2 separate regions of the Homo sapiens genome follow, and region 2 is linked to region 1. A link is an interaction called in ENCODE POLR2A ChIA-PET data of the cell type or tissue named here. Cell type or tissue: IMR-90. All regions are shown on one strand. Each heading gives the region's core, and the rest is flanking DNA. Links, peaks and the distances in the headings are about the cores only.

The links. ChIA-PET counts read pairs that join two places held together with the same protein. Peaks named below come from ENCODE experiments on the same cell type or tissue, not always from the same donor. Only the 100,000 strongest peaks of a DNase experiment are listed, where the experiment ranks them.
Region 2: POLR2A ChIA-PET joins it to region 1 with 10 read pairs; 2 of 35 experiments call an interaction of 5 or more read pairs at or near these places.

Annotation. Positions count from the first base shown.
Region 1 is chr6:5,163,245-5,171,580 of GRCh38, reverse strand. The region is part of intron 2 of LYRM4 (LYR motif containing 4); the gene reads left to right. The region is part of intron 3 of LYRM4-AS1 (LYRM4 antisense RNA 1); the gene reads right to left. Among named protein-coding and RNA genes, the nearest start is that of MIR3691, 19 kb to the right of the region's middle. In IMR-90, for the core only: a CTCF peak has its summit at 3,594; a DNase peak (open chromatin) is centred at 3,890.
Region 2 is chr6:5,824,220-5,832,555 of GRCh38, reverse strand. It overlaps LOC124901250 (a long non-coding RNA gene), which reads right to left and starts at 6,013. Exons shown (of 2, transcript XR_007059424.1): 1 at 5,951-6,013; 2 at 2,993-5,412. In IMR-90, for the core only: no CTCF peak of the experiment used is centred there; no DNase peak of the experiment used is centred there.

The sequences.
Region 1 (8,336 bases), core at 249-8,248:
TTATTTCTGCTTATAAAAATATTTCCTGGCTTTCTTTTAGCCTTCACTGTTTCTCCCCCCACCACTTCCCCTAACACACACACCAGGAATCATTTATTTTTGTTTGATGTTGGTGTGTCTTTCTCAGGCAAGAGGTATAAACTGGAGGCCAGAATAGGTCTTCCAAATGTTAGATGCTGAATGGCTTTAGTGATTCACAGTTGTAAACATAGGAGCTGGAGGGATGGAGGACTCTCCCGAAACAGTGTTTTAGTGTTGTGCCTGACAGGAAAGGAGAGTTAGGGTAGGAGCTGGAGAGGGATGTAACGTAGATGGATGACTAGGGGTTTGGTTGGCATTAGGAGGGGTGGCTTAAGGGAAGTATTGCTTTTTTATTACACAGATAATCTGTGGTTATTGTAATAATATTTGAGGGTAGAAAGAATATTCATAATCTTTTTATCATGAAATATTATTTTCATGTATATCCTTTCAAAATGTTATTCCACAGATAGATAAATATGAATGCATAGTTTTCCTTAAATGGAATCCTACTAATCATTTATAACTTACTTTTATTATTTCCTAATTTCAAATTAACATCTTTCATCAGTAAAAAATATGCCTGCATCATCAGTTTAAAATGGACACATAGGGTACACTCAACGCAGTAACCATCATATGTTGAGCCAACCCCTAATGGTGGACCGTTAGGTCACTTCAGCTTTTGCTTCTTTAAGTGGTGCTATGATGAACACCTTTGTGAATCCTATATCTTTGTTCACTAGGATAGATTATTAGAAGTAGAATTGATAGGTCAAAATGTATACCCAGTATAAAGGGATTTTATACATCCCCAATTGGGGAGAAAAGGGTGTGTGTTTGTTTTTAACATTCTACTGCTGTGTTACTCTTGTGGTATAAGACTGGATGAAACCCTGTTACTCGTGTAGCCCTATTTAAAAGAAAGAAAGTCGCGAGGCTGAGGCACAAGAATCGCTTGAACACGGGAGGCAGAGGTTACAGTGAGCCGAGATCGCGCCACTGCACTCCAGTCTGGGCAACAGAGCGAGACTCCGTCTCAAAAATATTAAATAAATAAATAAATAAATAAATAAAAGAAATAAAGTGAGAAAGCTCTTTTGATACCCAAGAATATTTTGGGTCACAGGCCCTTTGTGAATCTGACTAAGCTTTGGATACTCCCCTTGAAAAATGCATATATATATATATGTGCACATACACACACAATTCCACTAAGGCATGGACCTAATCCATGGATTTCAGTTAAGTCTTTGATTTCTAGCTATTTCCTAATGATTGGTTTTCGTATATAGGTCAGTATGCTAATTCCAGTAGGTTTTCTGGGAAAATAAAATGAAAATGCTTGCTTTCAAACAAACATTTGATGTTGACATTTACCTTGCCCCCTTTCTCAGATCCAAAACCCTTTGGCATCCAAAGATGCCAGGTGGGAATCCCATAACCTCTTCAGCCTTCAACCAACACTGTACACTGTAGCCAAGCTAGGCTTTTCTCCTAAAATTCTGCTTTCACAACCATTACCAAATCCCTGACACTTCAGCTCTGTCAGCCTGCCCAGTTGTTGTCTGCGTGACCCTGGGCTATAGCCGTGTTTGTACCTTGTCCGTAATACCCCTCCACGGCACCTTTGCTGGCCATTTCTTTTTAAACGCTTGTCTCTCTGAAAGCTTTCTCAAGTTATCCTACCGTTGGAGCATTCCCTCCTACACTGGTCATGGGTCCCTCCCTCCAATCCCAATAGAAGGCTCACAGCAGACACAGAATGCAAGGTGATCTGTGGATCTTACAAAATAGTGAGAAAAATCATCGGTAAATAGGCAAGCGAATAAGTCAGCGTGTAATTGTAAATTGTGAATTGTATCCCAAGACAAGAATCACTTTCAAAGTTGAAAAAGAAGTTTTAAATAAAGGGGGAAATGTGTATGGTGTATATGTATGAAAATAGGTGTGTATTTCACATACTGTCTACTCTCATTCTCATTATTCATATTTATAAATTCGCCTACTCACTGAATTTATTTGTAACCTTAGAACCCATGCTCACTGCATTTTTGCCTTGTATAGTTATCTGCTCAGTTCCACTTATTTGACTATACTCTTGGCCGTCATTTAAAGTCCCGTTGTAATTCCTCATCTTAAAAGGGATTCCTGCTTGAAAATACTCCTGTGTGCCCAGGTGCCTTTTGTCCACGCATTTTGTTTGTGCCAGTTCCTTCCTTTTGTTCTTATTCTGGCCAGTTTTATCTCCACCATTGAATTCCAAAATGATCAGATCTGACTGCTGTCAGATAAGTGATAAGGTTTGGTGTTCAGGCAAGAGCAAGTCAGTGCCAGGCACGGTGGCACACACCTGTAATCACCGCTACTCTAGAGGCTGAGGCAGGAGAGTCGCTTGAGCCCAGGAGTTTCTGGCTAACCTGGGTAGCATAGTGAGAACTTGTCTCAAAAAAAAAGTTAAAAATGAAGAAAAGAACAAGCCAAATGCACATTTGTCTTTTTTCCCCCTAATTTTTTACATTGCAAATTTTCAAGAATAAAAATAATAATATAATGAAAACCCATATACCTTCCCCAGTTCACCAGCTGTTACTGTTTGCCACATTTGCCAGGTCTTGCTCATTCACACACGCCCTGGCCCTCCTCCCTCTCCTTTATCACCGTCACTCTTGCAGTATATTCTTGCCTGAGCCATTTGAAAGTAAATCGCACATGTAATGAGACTTCACCCCTAAATTCTTCAACATACGTCTCCTAAGAAGAAGCGTGTTCTCGTACATAACCACAGTACCTATGTCACACCCAAGACATTTATCAATGATGCAGTAATACTATCCATTGCCGGAAAATACAATCCAATACAAATTTCTCCAAACTCCCCACCAAGCCCTTCCCTGCCCCTGCCCCTGCCCCATCCAGGATCAGTAAAGGGTCAGTCCATTGGCTCTCCTTGACTATCATGTTTGTTTTATCTCCTGTAATCTGGACACCCCCACTTTCTCCTGTTTTTGTCTTTCGTGATGTTTTGGTTTTGGAGAACCCAAGCCAGGTGTCCTGCAGTCTGGACGTGTCTCATTGTCGTCATGCTTGGGTTCAGGTTAAACATTTCTGGCAAGAATACTGCATGCATGATGTGTGCTTCCCATTCTGTCACATCTGCAGGCACGTATTGTGAGTTCCATTATTGGCGATGCCAACTTTCAGCATTTGCTTGAGATCTCTCTTTCTCCTTGTCATTAACAAGTAATATTTGAAACCTAGTTGATACCCTGTTCTGCAGCAGTTTTGCCCACGTTTTGCATCCATTGATGATCACCCTTGCCTGATTTACTTATTACATGAGTGGTTGCAGAAGATGATTTTGTACGTAGCTGGCCTTATTTTATAAAGAAGAGCTTCTTCTTTCCTCCTTCCTCTCTCTTCTCCCACTGTTTTTTGTTTTTTTTTTTTAAGTATCATGATAGATTCATGGATTCTCTCTTATTCAGCACATTACAATCCATGACCATCCTTATTCTTTTTGATGTTCACATTGTCCCACATCCGCCAGTGGGAGCCCTTGCAACCCCGTTCCTGTGTCCCTCTGACATGGCCCCATTAGTCTCTGAACACATCCTTGCTTTATAACAGTTTTTTTTTCCTTTGTCTTTTCCCGGTAGTATAAGATGCAATAGTTATTTTCTATCCATAGTTATATCAGAAGCTGAGTATTTCAAATTAGCAAACAAAAAAAGGTGTATACCCCATTCATAGCTTAAAAAAAAATGCAATGTATTTCTCTAGAAATGGATCTCTGGATCAGAGCCCAGCTACTAATAACCCAAATAAACAGGGACTTCCTGTCCATGAAGAGTACACCATTAAGAAACATCGAGCTCAGCATTGTTTGTGTGTGAAATGCCTCCTTCTTGACAGGAGAAGAAGGAAGGTGAATTCTACTTGTGATTCAGAATGTAAGAACATTCATCGGACAGGGGTTTTATCGTTTATGTTGCGTGCCCAGCACCACATGAAGTGCTATTATGGATATAAAAGGAGTTGCTGTTAAAAAGGCAAAATAAGATGAAACGAATTGAAAAATAGAGGCTTTTATGAAAAGTAAATACATTATGGTGTACTTATTAGTGTTACAGGAATTAATAGGCGAAGAGGGAAGGCAGTGAAGAGTGTGGAGGAATTAGTCTGTTTCTGTGTATTTGTGTAGGCATAGAACAAGACATTTTCTGGTATAAGACTATTAATGGTGATTATCTTTGGGGAGGGTGACCAGAGGGATAAGAGAGAAGGAAAATTAAGCTTTTAACTTTATGCCCTTCTGTGCTTTTAAAAATTTTATCCCTTGCGTATATTACTCTGACAACAAAAAGACTAATGTAAGGTTTTTGTTTTAATTAAAGTATTTGAACTTACGGGAAAAAGGTATCTACACCAACTGAACAAAATGCCTCAAGCCTCATGATGGGTTGGGTCAGGTGATGAGAGTACAGCTGATCATTCAGGCAACAGGAACTTCTGGAAGCCAGTGATCAAAGCAGGCATTGGGCTGGGCCGGCAGCTCTCACCTATAAAACCAGCATCTTGGGAGGCTGAGGCAGGAGGATGGTTTGAACTCAGGAGTTCAAGACTGATTTGGTTTGAATGGCTTTTTGGTTTTGACAAGTTTCAGGTGTATATACGTGTTGTTTGTTTCTCTCCCTTGAATATAACAACTTATATCGAAGGAAAAGAATCAAACACTCTGAATAATTCAACTTTCATTCATTCACATACAAATGGTCCCAGTTCATCCAAGCGAGCTTTTGAAAAAGAATATTTCATTCCTCCTTGATTTTAAGCAACTTATCACTTTCCTCCTGTCTCCAAAAGTAACCATGTGAAACCCAGACCAATAATTTGTTTCATCTGTGCTTAAGTCTCACCTGATGTGGTGATGATAATATACATCCCAACGTGGGTTATTTTGGGGATAAAATGACTCGGTTTTTTCTCTCTTCTACTCTTGGACCGATATCCTAGAACAAATAGGACAAGTAGGAAAAGGCTTCAATACAATAATGTTGTCTGCTCTCTTTCTACCCTGCCCCCAAAATCAACAGTCAGTAGAATACCTTGAAAACAAATGAAGAATAACTGCATGATCTATTCAGCTTAAACAGTGGGCTGGAGTATCACGTGACAGGGCTTTCTAAAATGATTGTCAAACACTCAGCTCTCCGCTGTTTATGTCATGATATGGCCATGTCAGGTAACTTCTGTGCTTTCTTAAATGAAACCTTTAAATACTTGATGTGGTTTTTAAAAGTTTTTCTATGAACGGCTTTCAAAACTACCACAGTCTATTTGTAGTGATAGTTACTGTAATGTGTTTCTTAAAAAATTTTAAGTTTTTAATGCATTACCAAAGCTGAGGTAAATACAAACACAGAACAGCATATTCTTCAGGTTAGCTCTTCACGGCACTTGCTATTCTCATGTGTCCGAATTTATTTTTATTGAAATATGTGTTATAATTACAGTTTTATATAAGTTTATAATTTTAAAAAAAACACTAAAATTATCCATCTAGCCATTCAGTATACTCGTTTGCTTAAATAATCTAAATTTCTTCCATAATTCGTAGTTTCATTTGAGAATTTTTTAGTGAATTATATGTGAAGCTCAATCACAGTACCATATTTTCTAAAAAAGAAACTAAAAGGATATAAACTTGCATTTGTGGCCGGGCGCGGTGGCTCACGCCTGTAATTCCAGCACTTTGGGAGGCCGAGGCAGGTAGATCACCTGAGGTCAGGAATTCGAGACCACTCTAGCCACCACGGTGAAACCCCGTCTCTAGTATAATTACAAAAATCTGCTGGGTGTGGTGGTATGCACCTCTAGTCCCAGCTACTCGGGAGGCTGAGGCAGGAGAATCATTTGAACCTGGGAGGTGGAGGCTGCAGTGAGCCGAGATCGCGCCACTGCACTCCAGCCTGGGCAACAGAGTGAGATTCTGTCTCAAAAAAAAAAAATTAAAAATAGGAAAAAAAAATAAACTTGCATTTGTTACAAGTTTCTTGGGAAATTGGGTTATGTCATATCTAAAAATGAATCTCCTGGAATTCAGTAATTGCATCTACTGATTAGTTTAGCATTGACACAAAACTAGAGAAAAACAAATTAGAACAAGGACAGTTGTGTAACTAATCTGCAAAAACTGAAGGAACACTTAAAGCTGCTGTGCCTTTTTTATGATATTGCATTACAGTTCTTTGAAAAATAAACACAGATATACACTTGTGTCCACGCTAGAGCAATTGACAAATTGCTATAACAGGTAGGAACAATAAGTGATCATTTGAATGGGAAATTAAGGCAAACTGATTGAAACTGGGAATATGGTGTAACTTTTATTTCTCCATTTTCTCAACTAGTAACAAAGAAAATGTTTCTAATTGTATGCTTACAAAGAATTCAGCATGATAGGAGGAAAGATATAATATTCAAAAGTACTGCATTAAAATGTTTAATTTACAATTTTGAAAGCTTCTGTAGAACATAATAACTTTTTTTTTTCTCTTGGCACTAGTAAATTTTTTTTTTTTTTTTTTTTGAGACACAGTCTCACTCTGTCGCCCAGGCTAGAGTGTGGTGGCACAATCTCGGCTCACTGCAACCTCCGCCTCCCAGGTTCAAGCGATTCTCCTGCCTCAGCCTCCTGAGTAGCTGGGATCACAGGTGTGTACCACCACACCCAGCTAATTTTTAAATTTTTAGTAGAGACTGGGTTTCACCGTATTGGCCAGGCTGGTCTCAAACTCCTGACCTCAAGTGATCAGCCTGCCTGGGCCTCCCAAAGTGCTGGGATTACAGGTATGAGCCGCCACACCCGGCCAATATGGATTTTTATATACTGAAGATATCATCTACCCAGAATACACATAAACAAAGGGAACATTACTGACACTCCAGAAACACCTAGAATTTTTTTGCAGTCACTATACTCCACCACCAATCAGCACTATCCTGACTTCTGAAATAGGTTGGTTTTTCTGTTTTTTCCCTTCTATAAAAGGAATCTCATACAGTGGTGCTGTCTTTATATATTATCTAGATGGAATCTGATCAGTCTTGCTCATTATTATTTGTGAGATTCATCCATATTGCTGCATGTAGATGTGGACAGTTCATCCTCAGAGCTGTATGTTTTTTCATGGTTTGAATAAAGCACAATGTATTCATTCTTTTTACTATTGCTGGGCATTTGGGGGGTTTCCAGTTTTGGGCTAGTGTGAATAGTGCCAATGTGAACTTTCAGATACTTATCTTTAGTGAGCTGTCATTCTAGGAATGGAATTGCTAGATCATAGATTTTGCATATGTGTCCAGCTGTAGAAAATACTACCAAGCAGTTGTCCAAAGTGGTTATGCCAAAATGCATTCCCATCAGCAACATGTATTCTAGCTTTTCTACATCCTTTCTAATACTTGGTATTTCCTGTATTATTTTTAACAATTCTAGTGGATATGGTGGTTTTAATTTGAATTTCTCTAACGAGATGATTGCCTTTTCATGTATTTATAGATGACAGCATATTCCATGTTTATAGATTAGAATACTCAATGTTATAAAGTTGTTAATGTTCCCCAAATATATAAATTTAATGCAGTCCTAGGCTGGGCACAGTGGCTCATGCTGTAATCCCGGCACTTTGGGAGGCCGAGGATCACCAGAGATCAGGAGTTTGAGACCAGCCTAGCCAACATGGTGAAACCCAGTCTCTACTAAAAATACAAAAATTAGCCAGGCATGGTGGTGCATGCCTGTAACCTCAGCTACTCGGGAGGCTGAGGCAGGAGAATAGCTTGAACCCAGGAGGCAGAAGTTGCAGTGAGCCAAGATCGTGCCACTCTAGCCTGGGTGATAGTGAGACTCTATCTCAAAAAAAAAAAAAAAAAATTAATGCAGTCCTGGGACTAGCAAATTTTCTTTTGCAGAAACTGAGACGCTCATTCAAAAATTCACATGAAAATGCAAATGGCCAAGAACAGCCAAGGAATTCTTAAAAAAAAAAAAAAAAAGTTGGAATGCTTCTGCCACCAGATGCCAAGCCTGTTCTAAAGCTCTGGTAATGAAGGGAGTGTGGCGTTGGTGCGAGGCTAGGCAAACTGATCGGTGAAACAGAACAGCCTGCAGAAAGAAACCCACTTTTATACAGTCACCTGATTATGTCAAAGGTGGCGTGCAGTGCAGTGGGCATGGCACGGCCTTGTCAATAAATGGATTTAGCCAATGGGATTGCTATTTGAAGGGAAAGATGTCTTGACCCCTTCCT
Region 2 (8,336 bases), core at 81-8,080, 660 kb before region 1:
TCCTCCTCCTTTTTCTTCTTCCTCTTCTTCTTCCTCTTCCTCTTCTTCCTCTCCTTCTCCTTCTCCTCCTCCTCCTCCTCCTTCTCCTTCTCCTGCTCCTCCTCCTTCTCCTTTCTCTTCCTTTTTTTAAATTTAAGAGATGGGGTCCTGCTCTGTCACTCAAGCTGGAGTGCAATGGCATGATCACAGCTCACTGCAGCCTCAACCTCCCAGTCTCAAGCAATCCTCCCACCTCAGCCTCCAGAGTAGCTGCAAATACAGGCACACCTCACCACACCTAGCTAATTTTTAAATTTTTTTGTAGAGACAGGGTCTTTCTGTGTTGTCCAAGCTGGTCTTGAACTCCTGGGTTCAAGTGATCTGCTCCCCGTCAGCCTCCCAAAATGTTGGGATTACAGGAGTGAGCCACCATGTCCGGCAAAGTCACCCTTCTTGAACTTTGATTCACCAAGCTCTTCAGTCCAACTTTACACAAGTGTGAACTCAGAGAGGCGTGTGCTTGTGATTCCTTTATTCACACACAGCCAAGTTGGCACAAGGAGGTGAAACAGAGAAAGGCCTCAGTGTCTTTAGCCAAGCCCCCAGAAGGCCACCTAAGCAGGCTGGATGCTGCCCAGGGCTGGGCCACAGCGTGTCCTTTGCAAGTCAGCCAGCCCAGCCCCCGAACCCCATACACACACAAAGACATCTTGCACCCCAGGAGCAGCCCCACAGTGCAAAGGAGTCCATGCAGCTGCTAATGGCTGCTCGGGTTTGTCTGATCTGTCTGGGGTCAGGCACAGCCTCCAGGGGCCTCTGGCCCAGGTTGCATCTTTCCTGCAGAGCAGAAAAACGAAGCACAGTTAAGAAAACCCCAAGAAGGCAGTCAGTTTCCTCCCTTGAGTTTCCGGGGTGGACTTCCGGCAGAGTTTTTGGAGAACTGACTGTTGCAGTTAAACAATGTGTCTGGCAAGAAGCGAGACTTCCTCCCTTCCTGCTGCCTGGCTCATGGGGCTGCAGCCTCACTTCTGGAGGTGGCAAGAAAGAACTGTGGAGTCTGTGATCTAAGGGATCCCTGGCAGCCCACGGCAGCCAGAGAACCACACCCACTGGAGAACTCTAGGTTCTCTACGGCCTCTTGTTACTGCCAGTGCTTGTGTGGTTTGAGGTGGGTAATGCAGCAGCCTCCTGCAGCCAGCCCAGGACTGGGCAGCATGGGGCCAGGTAGTTAGTGTAGGAGAGCGAGCCTAGGCTTGTAAAGCAAGACTTGGCTCTGTCACTGGGCAACTTTTTTATTTTTTTATTTTTTTTTGAGACAGAGTCTTGCTCTATTGCCCAGGCTGAAGTGCAGTGGCATGCTCAACCCCTTCCTCCCTGGTTCAAGCAATTCTCCTGCCTCAGCCTCCTGAGTAGCTGGGACTATAGGCACGTGCCACCACGCCTGGCTAATTTTTATATTTTTGGTAGAGAGGGGGTTTTGTCATGTTGGCCAGGCTGTTCTCAAACTCCTCCCCTCAAGTAATCTGCCTGCCTTGGCCTCCCAAAGTGCTGGGATTACAGGCATGAGGCACCGCGCCCAGCCTGGGCAACTTTGAAGAAGTTACTTAGCTTCTCTGAGCCTCAGTTTCCTCATCTGTATAACGGAAGCAATAGTGTCCATTTTGCAGGGCTAGTATGACGAGTAAATGAGAATCCTCATGAGGGCCTGGAAATGACAGTGTCATTTCCAGGTGGTTCTACTATTATCAGTGACTGATATTTGTTGAGCACTGACCATAGACTAAGTTTTGTGCTGAGCATTTTATATTTATTGTCCCATTTAGTCCTCCTAAAAATCTAATGAGATATGACTATCCCCAGCTTACAAATAAGAAAACTGAGACTCAAAAAGGCCAGCAAGTGACCCCAGATAACTGCACAAGGATGTGCAGAGAGTGAGCAACAGGACCCGAAGCTGTGGGCTCACACCATGTTCTTCCTGCCTCTTAAGCCCATGGTACAGTTGGTGGGTGCTACCTGAATTGAATGGATGTGCCTGTTGTTTTGAAGTTGGGGTCTATGGCCATACCACCCTGAACGTGCCTGATCTCATCTGAAGTTGAGGATAGGCATCATCTTTCATTTGAAAATGAAGAAACTGAGGCATTGGGACGTTAACTCATGCACAGGCAGCAAGTGGCAGAGAGTGAAAGGAACCAGCATTGATGAGTGCCTATTGTATGCCAAACACTGTGCTTACTTCAAGATCCTATGATCTGCTGGGTGATTTTAGAGATGGAGTTTCATTGACTTCCCACACTGCCCTGAAGAGGTCTTATTAGTATTAGCCCCATTTTACAGAGAAGGGAACTGAAGCTCTATGCATGTAATTAGACTCTGAAGGCTGTTGATGGATGGGGAAGAAGAGGGTCCCTCTCTGCTTTTAAGGAATGCATGGACAGTTATGATTCTGGCCTGAGAAGGAAACTGAAGGGGCTCTGTGCCCGTCCCACATACCCTGCCCCACCCCCAGGGCCTCATGGGTCCCACCAGGGGAGGCTCCTGGCTTCCCAACAGAGGAAGGCATCACTTCAGAAAGGGCTGTCCCCTCAGGCCTTCTGTAGGTGGCCGGTGGGGGTCTAAGTGTATGTGCCCTTCAATCCCCCTTCTCCATTCCCCTCGTCCTCCCTGTGCTCCTGTAATGCCCGCTGGACCACTGGAGAGCCCCCATAGAGAGCAAACAACAGCAGAGCACACAGCCGGCCTCCCGAGGGTACAGGGCTTGCCTGAACTCTCAGGTCTAGTAAAAGCGAGCTTCCTACAGAAATGCACAGGGGACTGAGATCAGAGTTGAGCGGGCCTGGAAGGATCCCGGGGAACAAACAATGCTGCAGGGAAGATGGAGGCCACCCTCGGCAAGCCATCCTTTCTGGTCCCCGAGGAGCCCTGGGGTGGTCCCTGGTCACTATCTTGAACATGATACTCTAGTCTTTTTGCTCACTTCCAATATCAGTAAAATAAACTTGAGCATGTATTCCACAATGTGAAGGTTTATTGATTTATAAATTCTATAAATGTGCTGCTGAGCTCATAAATGCATCACAACACAGACATAGAAGTTGGTATTTTACTAGGATAAGAGGAAATCATAACTAGAATTTCTGATATCTTCTTCCTACACCCCCAGCATTTTGTGGTGTGCCCCCTTTGGGCCTTGGGAAAGTGATGCAGGGCCTGCAGAGCCTGGTATTGTGCTGGGGCCTGGCTGCAATGGGACACTGCCCTTCCCTGCAAGAGGCCAGCGAGCAAGGCGTTTGGCACAGGCTTTGGGGTCAGACAGAAGTGAGTTCTGATCTCAGCTCTGCCTCTGAGGAGCAGTGTGGCCTGGGCAATGACTTGCCTCCTGGAGCCTCCGTTTCCTCATCACGAAGTGGGGGAGATAATCTTCCTGTGCAGAGGTGATGAGATGATGAGCCCAAAGACACAGCGCGGTGCGTGCCACGGAGGAAGTGGTGTTCGCTCGATAGTCCTGAATCCTCCTGCTTACCAACGAGCTCCCGGTTCCCACCCATGCCAGAGAGGTCAGTAGGTGGCCTGGATGCCTGAAGGTCCGTCCTAAGGTTGAAGTCTAAATAGGGAGAACGGATGACTTGGGAGAAACGTCTCCACAGCTCCTCCTTGGCTCTGGGCACAGCCTTTCTCTTGAGTGGTAAGTCGTACTCCTATGGCTCCAGGTAGAATTCCACAAAAAGAAACATATACGTACACAATTTTTATTTCATCCCTCTTCTGGCATCCTCCCAGTTCTACTCACACATGCTTGTGAGTCCCTTTGGTGACTTAGAAAGCACAGTAGAGCCAGCATAATCATTCTGCAGCGGTAGAATCTATTTTTAACCTGGAATAGCCCCACGGACAGGAGACCTGTACTGTCCCCCATTAAGGGGACTCCCCATCCTATGCCATTTATCAGGACTCACACAGCCCTCATGAGGCCACCAAAAAGACAGGACACCTCCCAAGCCACAGCTGCAGCCCTGAGAGGGAAACGTACAAGCTCCCCACCTGGAGGCAGCCTCTTCCTGAGTGAGCGGCGGGGTGCTCCGCCATCAACTTGTCAGTCATTCATCCGGGGAAGGATGGAGGAAGCCGCTGTTGACCGCTTCGCCCACACCCCAGGGTGGCTCTGAGGCGCTCCTGTGGCCTGGGACAGAATGTTTCTGTGAACAGCAGCCCATGGCCAGGCAAACACAGAACATCTCCCCTGGAAGACCCGCATTCAAAGGGCCACCAGATTAAACTCCCACTTCACACTGAGGGGGAGCTGATAAGCAATGTGGGGGGGGGGGGCGGTGCAGAGAGATTGGGCCTACAGGTGGAGTGCTTCTCTGGGAGGGGCAGCCTGCTCCTCTGGGAACCAAGCCACTGTTCTCTCCAGCACCCTTACCCCAGAGGACTCTGTGTCTGAGCTTTCTGAGCAATTATCAGCTTCCACTGCAGCTGCAGCAGGCACGTTGTTGGAGAGCCCAGCTGGGTTCAAGGACTCTTCCCTGGTGCAAGCCTGGATTCCAAAGACCATGCGTGTGGGGGCTGGGATAGATGCCCTCTAATTAGCCATGCACCCTAGTTATTCCCTTCCACACCTCTTTCCTGCCCTCCCCTCCTTTTCCCCTCAGAAGTGAAGGTGCTCATAGCAGTCATCAATGTGCTTACAGAGCATTTAGCTCAAAGTTGCATAATCTTTAACCTTCCCCAGGCCCCAGCCTGTCGGTCTCCACACCAGCCACTGTGAGGACAGGATGAATTCATTTGCAGAAGACAAGCACAAAACCTCCGATAGAAAATAAATGCAATGTACCATAGTAAATGGGAGCAGCTTAAAAAAAAAAAAGCACAAAATCCATTGGGGACCCTGTTGCCATAGGAACTGGCATTACAGCTTGCTTCCGATAATTAATGGAGGGTTTTGCTATTACAGTATTCTTGAAACTTCGGTTTCCCCTGTGCTGCACTGCAGAATGCAGCATCCTCTCCCCATTCATAAATATTTCATGACTACCGGCTGCTGTGTTTCATCACCGTGGATAGCACTCGGCCTAATCCACCCCTTGCCAAATTCATGTTGTCCTGTCAGAGAGCAACTTCCATTTCTTCCTCTTTCTTCTGCAGTCTTCATTTATCTGGTTTGAAGTTCTTTACCTTCCCAACCCCAGAATGGTGGCTTTCATTGTGGCTTTGTCTTCAGACGCTGGACATCTCTTTCCTGTGCCTGTCTTATTTTCCTAACGGTCCCGTGGGCCTCCCCCAGGGGCATTGGTTGTGCTCCGGCCGTACTGCCTTCTGCACATCTGCTTTAATGGAGTCCTGGGAGGATACTGGGCTTTTGAATTCTGGTGTCTCAACATGCTGGCTGAGCCTCTGTTCCCTCATGGTTAAGTAGAGATGCCACCTGCCCTGCAGGGTTGGAGAGAGAGAGCCAGAAAAGATACAACACGTGTAAAGTACCAGTCCCCCCACGGGTGGGCTCAAATGGTCACAGTGGCTGCTGGTGTTGGTTTGTTCTCTTATATCTCTTGTTTTTGTCTAGATAAAATCCGTAACTTTTTTTAATTGACAAAATTGTATGCATTTGTGTGTACAGCAAGTTTTGATATTTTGACATGTAGAATGGCTGATCCAAGCTAATTAACCGTGCATTACCTCACATACATTTTTTGTGATGAGAATACTTAAAATCTACTCTTAGCAATTTTCTAGTATACAATATATTAATTGTAGTCACCATGTTGTACAATAGATGTCTTGAAATTCTTCCTCCTGTCTAAATGACAATTTTAATCTTTTCATCAACATCTCCCCAAGCCCCCCAACCCCCAACCCCTGGTAACCACCATCCTATTCTTTGTTTCTATGAGTTTGACTTTTTTTAGATTCCCCGTGTAACCGGGATCATGCCGTATTTGGCTTTCAGTGCCTGGCTTATTTCACTTACCTAATGTCCTCTAGGTCCACCCATGTTGCAAAGAACAGGATTTCCTTCTTTTTAGAGGCTGAATAGTATTGCATTGTGTATATACATCATATTTTCTTTTTCCATTCATCCATTGATGGATACTCCCTGTCTTGGCTTCTGTGAAGAATGCTTCAATGAACATGGGAGTGCAGATATCTCTTCAACATACTGATTTCATTTCCTTTGGACATATCCCCAGTAGTGGGATTGCTGGATCATACGGGAGTTCTATTTTTAATTTTTTGAAGAACCTCCACATTATTTTCCATAATGGCTGCACTAACTTACATCCCCGCCAAATGTGCAAGGGTTTGCTTTTCTCCACATCCTTAGCCATCCTAGCAGGTGTGAGGTGCTATCTTATTATGGTTTTAATTTTCATTTCCATGATGATTAATGATGAATATTTTCTCATACACCTATTGGCCATTTGTATGTCTTCTCTTGAGAAATGTCTGTTCAGGTCCTGTGTCCATTTTTTAATTGATTTACAGATGTTCCTTGACTTACGATGGGGCTATGTCCCAATAAACTCACTGTTGGTAGGTAACACTGTAAGTCAAAAGCATTTTTAGGCCAGGCATGGTGGCTCATGCCTGTAATCCCAGCACTTTGGGAGGCTGAGGCAGGCAGATCACTTGAGCTCAGGAGTTCAAGACCAGCCTAGGCAACATAGCGAAATCCCATCTCTACTAAAAATACAAAAATTAGCTGGGCATAGTGGAGCGTGTCTGTGGTCCCAGCTACTCAGGAGGCTGAGGTGGGAGGATTACTTGAGCCCGGGAGGTGGAGGTTGCAGTGAGCCAAGATGGAGCCACTGCACTCCAGCCGGGGTGACAGAGTGAGATCCTGTCTCTAAATAAATAAATATTAAAATTAAAAAGTGTATTTAATGCCCCTAATTTACCCAACATCATAGCTTAGCCTGGCCTACCTTAAGTGTGCTCAGAACTTTCATTAGTCTATAATTGGGCAAAATCATCTAACACAAAGCCTATTTTATAATAATGTGTTGAATAGCTCATGTAATTTATTGAATACTGTACTGAAAGTGAAAAACATAATGGTTGTATGGGTATAGAAGTATGGTTTCTACTGAATGCATGTCACTTTCATATCATCGTAAAGCTGAAAAATTGTAAATGGAAACATCATAAGTGGGGGACTGTCTGGATTTGTTTCCTTGCCATTTAGTTGAGTTGCTGTTGCTTTAACTTAAAATAAATAAATAATAAATAAATAAATAAATAAGCTTCTTTCTCCTTGCTGCCCTAGTGGAGGGGCTAGCTGGACAGCACGTTAAAGCTCTATGGCCCAGGATGATTCCAATGAAGGCTCTTCACAGGAACATGGAGAGAGGCCATGCTCTGGCCCTGCAGACATTAAGCTGTGGACAATGCTGTTTAAAGGTGACAGGGATGGCCGGGCACAGTGGCAAACCCCTGTAATCCCAGCACTTTGGGAGGCCGAGGTGGGTGGATCACCTAAGGTCAGGAGTTCGAGGTCAGCCTGGACAACATGGTGAAACCCCATCTGTACTAAAAATACAAAAATTACCCAGGCATGGTGGTGGGGGCTGTAATCCCAGCTACTCAGGAGGCTGAAGCAGGAGAATCACTTGAACCCGGGAGGCAGAGGTTGCAGTGAGCCAAGGTCACGCCATTGCACTCCAGCCTGGGCAAAAAGAGTGAAACTCCATCTCAAAAAAAAAAAGGTGACAGGGACAAGTCCTGAGCTAGAGGAAGTGGCAAGTTGATTCATGTGCATTTAGTACAGAAACGGTGCTCAGCGTCACTTCTCCCCAGGACTCAGGGCCTGGCGCTCCTCCTTCTTGCCTCCCCTAAGTGTGCTTCAAGGCTCAGTTAGTGAACATTAGTGAGCCTCACTCTGAGAAGTTAGTGAGCTTCACTCTGAGAAGAGGCACTGATGGTGGGGTGGAATGGAGCCTTCTGCTCTCCTGTTGAGGGAGCAGCATCTGGAGAGGATGGCTGGTGGCTTGAAGCCCAGTGCTGCTGCTGGGTCTTGAGTGCTAGCCTGTGGGTGACCCGGGGAAATTCTCCCCTGACTCTGGGCTTGTTTCCTGCCACCTCCCACAAGAACACAAACACACCACGCTGTTGCTCACCACCAGGCCCGTCCAGCAAACTTTGGGGCCTGTGAAAACAGGGGGAGAGTCCTCCCTGACACCTCCTCAGAAGCCTGCTCTGGGGCATGGTCATTGTCCTCCTTGTCCCCATTCCTTACCTTCCTCAGCACCACAGGGACTCAGGGGCAGTTGCCTTTTGAAGCCACATCCTGAAGGCAGCCCTGAACACCCATCATCCCATGGTCAGTTTCTCTCACAGGGGACAGGGTCTAGGCAGAT